2 separate regions of the Mus musculus genome follow, and region 1 is linked to region 2. The links are chromatin contacts, found by Hi-C in ENCODE. All regions are on one chromosome and are shown on one strand. The core of a region is the stretch at or near the end of the contact, and the rest is flanking DNA. Distances in the headings are between cores, read along the strand shown.

Evidence for each region. Hi-C counts contacts between places; a loop is a spot of excess contacts on that map.
Region 1: a map of T-helper 17 cell shows a loop between it and region 2 (1.8-fold over the local background). The contact joins the promoter of Cdh17 here to the enhancer-like site in region 2. A Hi-C loop is called at or near these places in 2 of 37 maps with a recorded cell type or tissue (both T-helper 17 cell).

The regions. Positions count from the first base shown.
Region 1 is chr4:11,754,598-11,759,763 of GRCm38, forward strand. It overlaps Cdh17 (cadherin 17), which reads left to right and starts at 3,560. Exons shown (of 18, transcript NM_019753.4): 1 at 3,560-3,684.
Region 2 is chr4:11,896,974-11,901,727 of GRCm38, forward strand. No RefSeq gene overlaps it. Among named protein-coding and RNA genes, the nearest start is that of Pdp1, 67 kb to the right of the region's middle. Within about 2 kb of position 3,203, at least 1 of the 3 ENCODE cell types and tissues checked has a DNase peak (open chromatin) inside an H3K27ac peak, as active enhancers do.

The sequences.
Region 1 (5,166 bases), core at 2,310-4,809, 140 kb before region 2:
TACTTTTTCTTTCTAACTAACCTTATCCATTCCTATAGCCAACGTTAGATTGTCTAAAATATCATTACAGACAAAAGTGCTAAAATGTTTTACCTTCATGAACTATCTACAATTAAAAGCATCTTTCAAACCCTCTTGCTTACTTGTTAAAACTAAAATATTTTAATCACTTTTTGGGACTTCACACATGAATATAAAGATGATACCCATCCCGCTCCCCCATTAACTCCTTTCGGATCTAGCTGGCATTCTCCAACTTTCTATCCCCCCTTTCTTTTTTATAATCTGCTGAGTCCTGTTTGTGTTGCTCAAATATTCATGGATGTAGGGTCATCCACTGGAGTGTTGGCAACCTACCAAGGACCACACTCTGAAAGAGACTCTTCCTTCTCTAGAAACCATAACTGTCCACAAGTTCTAGATTAGAGTTGGGGCCCTTAGGCCACTCCCCCTCTGAGCTGGTATGTTGCCTGGCTTGATCCTGTGTAGACGACCACTGGGGCTGTGATTTTGTGAGTGCAGCAGTGTTCGCTTCATATCTCTGGCTCTTATAGTCTTTCCACCTCCTTCCCACTACGGTCCCTGAGCCTTAGGAATGGGGTCATAGGATGGGGTAGTGATACAGATTACCTATTGTGGCTGAGAATTCTACATTTAGTCTTTGTGCTTTGACCAGTTGTTAATTTCCGTGTTAGCCTCTGTCTACTATAATAAACCCTGATGAGGCCTAAGAGCTGCACTGATCTATGGGTAAAGAGATAAAAGTTTATGGGTAAAGAGATGAGATAAAAATAGTAGTAGTAGATTTGCCTCTGACTCTATGAGTTTCCCAACCTTGGGCTCTTGGTCTGATTCACAGTATCAGTTATGTGTTTCCTTCTGTGGAACAGAATTTAAATATAATTGGATCACAGTTGGTTACTTGCATGACATTTGTGCCACTATTGTACCCATGAGCACATCTTGACATGATATTTGTTATTGTAGCTCTCAGGGTTCACATCTGGTGAGACCCTTGGTGATTTTTCTACCCCAGAAGCCTGCATAGCATCTTTGGGTACCATGAAAGCTAATTAACAGACAGAAAGCTTCCTGGTCAGTAACAACTTGATTTCCTCCATGTAGTGGAGTCTTCAGTTAAGAGGGTCTTAGCCTAAAGTTCTGGTGGGCAACTAAGAGTAATAGACATAGGCTATATTATTTGGGGAGTCTCTAGAACACCCCTAACCAACAATTTATCCTACACGTGACAGTGGGCTTTTTGTTTTGTCAACCTGTGGCATATGGGAGGAACGTATCCCCTTTATAGGGTAACTACAATTAAACTCTTTTATATGAATACTAATGTTTCATATGTGTGTGCATGCTTAGGTTTGTGCGGATATGCATGCATGTGCATACCCCAGGAGCTTGTCTGTTTGACATAGGGTCTCCCAACTGGGACTAAGGAACTAACTAGTTAGGCAAGACTGGTTGTCCAGCAAACTCTAGAGATGTTTCTGTCTCTACTTTCTCAGTTCTGGGGTTATGAGTCCGTGCTGTTTTTTTTTACGTGGGCACCAGAGACCAAACCTCTCATTCTCATGCTAACAGGTACAGCTTACAGGTACAGCTCAGCACTGACTGCCCCTTATTCAATTGTTCTTGTCATAAAAATCCTATGTCCTCTGCTTTCAAAGGGGAAATCACTAGTTTTATTACCTATATTATCCTTATTCCTGTTATTATCCTGTTATTACCAAGAAGGTGTTAAACTCCTGTTGTCACTGCATGCAAATTAATTTCTAAAACTCAGCGGTATCTACCCTGACCCATGTTAACAGGAATCGTCTGTCTTTGGAGTGAGTCTGGGAGGATACTGGTTTGATGCTAGTAATGCTTCTCTCAGAACCATGTGACCCTCTTACTCCAGAGAAGACAGGAAACAACAATTCAGAAACTCAATCGCATGCAACATGGTTGGCTGGCTTGGGACTTCTCAGGGTTTAACCAATTATGAGTTCGAAGTCAAGAACAAAAGTAGCAGAACTAGGGACACAAGCAGGATCGTGGTCATCTCCTGATAAGAATGGACCCATGGGGGGATTTTTACTCTTATTAGTCACAGGAACAGGAAGAACATAATCCAGGTCTGAATGCTGTCTTTGTTGTAAATCAGATAGGCCTGGTAGGATAGACTGTATTGTCACAGGCTGAGTGACTCCACCAGATAGAAAATCTCTCCTTACTCTGTTTCCTGTGTCTAAGCTGGAATCTATTCATAGACTTGAGAAGACTAGCTGAAGAGATACCTTTAACTTATATGCCCATGTGCCATGGCCCTGGTGGCATGGTATTATTACTGAAAACAACAGCAATCTATAAATTTACCCGTCTATGAATCTGCTTTTCCTAAAGCAAAACAAAAGCAAAAACACCCCCCAACACACACAAAAACTTTGTAGACTTAAAAATTATATTTTACACACATTATTAAAAGACTACTAGGCAAGAAGCCAACTCCTTCCAGAGAAGTTCTGTGAGGAGAGATGCAATTGATTGATTCCAGGAAGTGAATCATCAGGCAGGATGAAGCTATTTGATTTTGTGTCCCAAGGTCATTTTGTCTAGCAGATGGGAAAGCAGAGATGGTCAAAATTTGAGAAGTTCTTGGCCGAGTTAATCTTACTTCTCTAAACACAGTGAGCTTAGCCGTGAGACTGAGGAGGGAGGGCAGTTCCACTGTTAGAGCACCCAGGAAAGCTGTTCAGGAGATCTTAGAGGGAGGGAGCTCCCATTAAGAGTGCTCTGAAGCCAGCAATGGAAGGGAAGGGAAACAGCAGTTCAGGAGACATCCAGACACACTTCAGAAGGTCCCCAGAAACAGGGTAAACTTTGACCTATGTGACCTCTGCCTGGTATCACTTCACATTTTCAAGATGGTTTCCTGGAGGCACTGAAGAGTGGGACTTAGCCATCAGTCAGAAAGACGCCTTGGCTTAAGATGTCTGTGGCAGTAGCTTCAAAACAAAACAAAACAAAACAAAACAAAACAAAACAAAACAAAACAGAACAGAACTGTGTTTGTTGGGTTACCGTGTCTTTCAGAAGTTGGAACAGCCACTGTGTCTTTCAGCATGGCATCTGGGCCATCTACAAAATCACTTGTCAGTGTCTGTCAGTGGGTGACACTGTCAGCAAACTTGGTGCCTTGTAGTTTGGACTTGTACAGAACCTATACGCATACTTGTTGACAGTCTCCTTTGCAGACACTACAATAAGTGATTGTGTAAAATGTTAGCAACCCTCTTTGATGCCACAGAGCTCACACTCCAGAGATAGTTGGATACACACTCAACTTCCTCATTTAAACTTCTTAACTCCTAACTTATTCATATATTTAAAACAACACCACCACCACCAACAACTCAGCAACCAGTTTGAAAGCATGTTTGGTATGAATGGGTATAAAGTAACTTCTTTCCTGGACTGAATGTAATGATACCTTTTATGATACCCAGTGACTCTCAGATATCAATAAAAATGTTGTGGTTAATGTTTGACTGGGGGGGTGGGTGAAGGGAGAGGCTAGAGGAGCAGAACAGGTTGAGGAAGTGTCTCTTAGGGTTCTTCAGCCACAGCAAGTGTCTCCACGGCTGAATGGACGACAAAAACTTCTAAGCAGCATTTCTTACTTACTGAAAGGTAAGGGTGAATTGTCCTCAGTATTCTTCCAGAAGTTTGTAAGAATGATAACTTAGATGATGGGTGGATGGCTTAAGAAGGGCTGATAAATGTATCCCTTGAGGCCAAGTGTGTACAGCTACAAAAGGTGCTTGTCCCTGGTGTCCTTAGCTTTTGGGGAGGACACAGTTCCTTTCTCTAATAGTTATTTCTCATGAGTCTGTATTTCAGACACTCACTGGATGAAAGTGGCTTTTGGTCGAACTGAACTTGGAGTGGAACTAAGGGAACATTGGGTTCTCTGAGGTGTAAATGAGTGTGAGCACCTGTCATTAGGGATCAGCATCTAAAACTGGTCTGAGAACATTTCCAGAACTATGTTGTAGGAATTGGAGTTAGAATCCTAGTCTCATAAGTTGTGGTGTCTCTCACATGTCTTTAGAGATCATTCAGTCTACTTTTTGGAGGAGACAAATCCAGTGTTGGATTCTTAACACTGTCTGGAACGTGGAAGGGTTGGCACAGAGGAGAAAGGAGACTTTTAAAGAAAGCACTAGAAGAAGAGCGAAAGGGAGACCAGTCCCACCTTGCAGGTGGGAAAGGGAAGTTGCTGTGGGGGTGGGGTGGGGTGCTTCTGGTTCCCTTCATAGCAGATGAACTGTCTGCTAATGAGGGATTCTCAAGATATCATATGCGCACTGGGAATCTTCATAGTTTTGGCCATTGCCAGTGTGTTTTGATTACAGGTGACTTTATAGAAATGACACAGATGCTCCCTGTAGTAGGGTGTACCAAGCAAACTGTTTGGGCAATACTTTCTTTCATACTTTTCTATAAAAATGTAAGTAGCAAGTAAGGCATTGTTTAAAAGAAGAAAGTGCACACTGGGATAACAAGAAAAACAGTCAACATTGAGGTGTTCTAAAGAAATAAAAGGACTCCTTTTCTGGAGAGTCTACAGTTAACTGGGGGACATGCATTTTATGAGTCTTTGGGGTTGGTCAGTTGGGTTGGGCCCATTTCATCATTGATTGGCTAGAGCACATGAGGCTGTGCACTTATGTTCTCTGAACCTTAATCTTTTTCATTTAGATAACAGATAATCTGCCCAAGTGGGTGACCATGAGGAACAAATGCATAGGTAAAGTGCTTGCTGTAATGGTAGCCCCTCAGTGAAGGTTGGCTTTCTTTTTCAGGAGAAAGTCCAGATACTGAGTCAGGTCAAGCTGAGGTGTTACTGTTTGCTCTGTAAGAAAACAAAAACAAAAACAAAAACACCCGCCTTGTGCTTATGATTCTCCTGCATGTTAGGATTATATGTGTGTACCACCACAGCCTTCTAGAAAGATCATTCTCTATTGTGTGCGTGTGTGTGCGCGCACACACACACACACACCACACACACATCCCCCCAAGCTATGTTAAGAACATGGGATTGGACATGATAATAAGAATGATAAGATGATTGGGTTCTGATGAATAATATTCAAAAGTCAAAAGTCC
Region 2 (4,754 bases), core at 1,953-4,452:
GGACTGGAAGTCCTAGACTAGATCTCTTCAACCTTGTCCCCAAATGGAGAAACACTATCAAATTCTTGCCCCTGGTATTTTTTTTAAATTTTTCTAGATGACAACCACTGGTTTCCTCCTTAATGCTATCCTCACTCACGCATCTGTGAACACTCTTAATGTATTCACATCTGTCTTAGTTAGGGTTTTACTACTGTGAACAGACACCATGACCAAGGCAAGTCTTATAAAGGACAACATACATTTGGGGCTGACTTACAGGTTCAGGAGTTCAGTCCATTATCATCAAGGTGGGAGCATGGCAGCATCTAGGCAGGCATGGTGCAGGCAGACATGAGAGTTCTACATTTTCATCTGAAGGATCCTAGTTGAAGACTGACTTCCAGGCAGATAGGATGAGGGTCTTAAGCCCACACCCACAGTGACACACCTACTCCAACAAGGCCATACCTCCCAATAGTGCCATTCCCTGGCCCAAGTATACACAAACCATCTCAACATTCACTCCAGTTTCCTGGGTACTCCTTAGATCAGCAGTTCTTAGCCTGTAGGTCCTGATCCCTTTGTGGGTCAAACAACCCTTTCACAGGGGTTGCCTAATACCATCAGAAACTACAAATATTTACATTATGATAATAGTGTGGAAACAGTAGCAAAATTACAGTTATGAAGTAGCTACAACAGTAATTTAATGGCTGGGGAAACCACAGCATGAAGAACTGTATTAAAGGGTCACAACTTTAGGAAGGTTGAGAACCACTGCCTCAGATGGTTAAATGTTTTCTCTATCATTTTTCTCTGGTTTGATTCTCTTCCAAGAGGAGCGTAGGCCCAGGGATGGCTGAGAGGAATATGTAGCGACTATAACTTAAATAGTAAAAAGACTCAAGAAATGTGAATGATTTAAGAAATTAGACTGGAGCAAAGAAGTGGAACGTGATTTAGGCTTAGAAAGAGACTGTGGTGACTGTCCTAGTCAGGGTGACTGTTGCTGTGGTTAAACACCATGACCAAAAGCAAGTTGGAGACAAAAGGGATTTTTTTTTGGTTTACACTTCTACAATGTAGTCTAGTCAAAGGAAATCAGGACAGAAACTCATACAGGGCAGGAACTTGGAGGCAGGAGCTGTGGCAGAAGTCATGGAAGGTTGCTGCTCACTGGCTTACTTTGAAGTGCTTGCTCTGCCTGCTCTCTTACAGAACCCAGGACCACCAGCCCAGCACTGGCCCCACCCACAATGGTCTGGGCACCTCCCACATTGTACTAGTCAGGTTTCTCTAGAGTGATAGAATTTATAGAATGGATATCTGTCTATCTGTCTATCTATCTATCTATCTATCTATCTATCTATCTATCCACACACACACACACACAGGACAACTTACACGTTGCATTGTTGGATTAGTTCAGCTAATGCCACAATGGCTGGCTGAGAATGGAAAGTACAAGGATCCAGTAGTTGCTCAGTTCACAAGGCTGGATGTTGTCTCAGCTGGTTTTCTGTATGTGCTGAAACCCAGAGAAATAGGCTCTAATGCCACTGAAGGAATGGACTTGATAGCAAGGCGAGAGCAAGCAGGCAAAGAACAAAAACTTCCCTTTTCCATGTCCTTATTTAGGCTTCCTGTAGAAGGCATGTGTACATTAGATCAGGATTAAATATCTGGATTAAAGATATGTCTTCCTGCCTCAAAATCTGGATTAAAGGTATTTCTTTCTACCGCAAAGACCCAGATATCTCCCTACTTCAAATTAAGCAAAACTTCCTCACTCCTATTCCCTCTATTTTTGCCTTTTAGTTCCAAACGTAGTCAAGTCGACAACCAAAAATAGTCATCACAGGCATCAGTCACTAATTAAGAAACTGCCCTACAGGCTTTGCCTTAAGCCATATCTATGGAAACTGCCCTACAGGCTTGCCTTAAGACACATCTATGGAAGCTTTCCTCACCTGAGGTTCCCTTCTCTCAGAAGACTCTATCTGTGTCAAGGTGACATAAAACTAACCAACACAATTGACTCTTGGTTGGCTCCACACACAAATACATCACTCTTTCCAGTTCATTCCCAAGATCACACATTAATATTATCATCCCACTATAAAAATCCCAAATCTTAAAATTCTTTAACAATTTAAACACTGAAAAAAAAATCAGCCTCTTTAAAATATTATCTCTTTTAAAATGTAACGTCTCTTAAAAATTCAAAAAAAAAATCTCTTTAAAAGTTCAAAATCTTTCAACTGTGAGATTCTATAAGATCAAAAATAAATGAAGCATTTTACTTCTCTCTGAAAGTTCACAAGCCAGACCTCCATCATCTGTACTGCTCTAAACATTCTTATCTTCAAGCTTCCATAGAATAGCCCACTGAGCCATCAACGCTCAATGACTTTCTAGGCCAAACTTCTGAAGTCCTTCTACAATCCTCTCAATAAAAACAGGATCAGGTCTGTCCCAGCAATACCCCATTATCCTGGTAACTATTGCTGTGATTAAACACAATGACTTAAAGAAAGCTGGGGAGAAGATGGTTTATTTAGCTTATATTTCCTTGTGGTAGCCCATCATCAAAGGAAGTCAGAACAGGAACTCAAACAGGGCAGGATCCTGGAGGCAGGAACTGATGCAGAGGCCATGGAGGGCTGCTGCTTACTAGCTTGTTCATCATGCTTGCTCAGCCTACTTTCTTACAGAACCCGGGACCACCAGCCAAGGGTGGCCCTACTTAAATCCATCACTAAGAAATTATCTTATAGGCTTGCCTATAGCCTAAACTTACGGAAGGATTTCCTCAACTGAAGTTCTTTTCTCTCAAATGATTTTAGCCTGCATCAAGCTGTCATAATATTAGCCAAGCAAGGCCTTGCATATTCATCATATTAACAGGCCCTGCCTAACTATAGGAATTAGTATGTGGTTTTGTAAGCTTTTGTTACAAATAGTTATTAGGCAAACTAGTCATCTAGATAATTTAAAAACTCCTCTGGTACTAAATATGAGGAGTGCTAGATAAACTAAGACAGGTATTTATACAGTTATTCTTTTTAATGACATACTTTTTTTTTAGACAAAGAGATGAGCTCAGAAAACCCACAGGCGGTAACAATAACGGGAGAAATAAAAACCAGTGAGACTGAAATGAGCTGGAGATGCCACAGGAAGGGGCGTGCCTGCAGAGCCCCGCCTGCAGAGCCCCGCCTGCAGAGCCCTGCCTGCCTGGAAACAGCAGATAAGTCAGGCCCTGGAGGCAGGAAATCAGAACTGAAACGCAACGTTTCAGGCAGAGGATGCAGTGCAGAATTCAAAACAAATGAACAAAAAACTTCATCTTCAGAGGCACGTTAAAGATATTCCCAACACCCTCTGGTGTATAAATTCTTGACTGTGGCATCCTGCAAATTTTCCGTAGGTGTCAAAGCACAAGATGTGGTGTTTGCGGCTGCCAGCTGAGCAAATGCAACACTTCCCTTGCAGAATGCCATTGCCACCTCCCCAGGTAGGCTCTGCAGGGTTTCTAAGATTACACTCCAACAAAGGCAGATTGATACTGGAAAATAACAAAGCACAGGAGGGAGTCATCAAAGGAAGGAGAATCAACAACAGGCACAGAGGGCATATTCAGAGCTTTAAATGCTATAATTAATAAAGGTGAATTAATTTTTTAAGAAAGGCTTTTAAGTGGGACTTAAGGGGGAGAGTGGGAGAGTTTCTGAAGAATTGATAGGGCTGAGTTTGGGAATGGAATGTAGTAGAACTTTTAGAAATCAAAACTAAGCACAAGCTGAAAGTCTCTAGCCGAAAAAAATACCTGCATACCACATATCTCACAGGCCACTTGTATCCAAAATATATAAAGAGTTTCCTAAATCCAACAGCAAGAAAACAGCCTGGTTAGGAAATAGTAGAAAGATATCAAAGGAACACTTGAGGAGAACCAGTATCTCTGGTTCTTAGAGAAATACAGCTCAAACCCATGTGAGAAACAATCAGATGCCTGAGAGAATGGTTAACATGCAAAATAAAATCCTCTGACAACGCTAAATGCTGACAAGGATGCAGAGACACTAGATCTCTAGGATAATGCAGGTGACAGTGTAAAATGGTACAGCCATCCTATAAATCAGCTGTGGGTCTAGAAAATTAAAAGACACAATGACGATCACCTTTTCCATACAGAAATGTCGCCTCGCTGTTTGTGCGGCTCTGTGCAACCTCACAAATCCCAGACATATCACAGCTGTCCATCAATGGGAGGACAAAACAACCTCTAGTTATACAAGCAACACTACTTAGAGATGAAATCAGGTAAGCTGAGATGCACGTGGCTCAGACTGAGCTTTAAATCACAGTGCTAAGGGAAAGGATCAGTCTCCGAGGGCCACAGGTGCTGTGCATTGTTGTTTTGTTTTGTTTTGTTTTTAATGTTCATCTCTCAAAGCTGCAGCCAGTTAGAGAAAGATGGGAGATAAGTAGTTACTAGGAGAGAAGAGAAGGGAGGGCAATTACAGCTGCATGAAGAGGCAGTGAGGGGCAGCATGGAGGAGTTCTTTTGTAGTGGTGGGCCAACTCTGTATGATACTTATGGTGGTCGTTATATGAACCTATAGTTTTAATATATGCCATCACAACTATATACAAAGAGACTGATGATATGAATGTATTCAAACCCTTTGAAATCTGTACCATATCAGCACGGTACCAATCAATATCTTTATCCAACACTGCATTATTATAGGGTCACTATAGGGTCA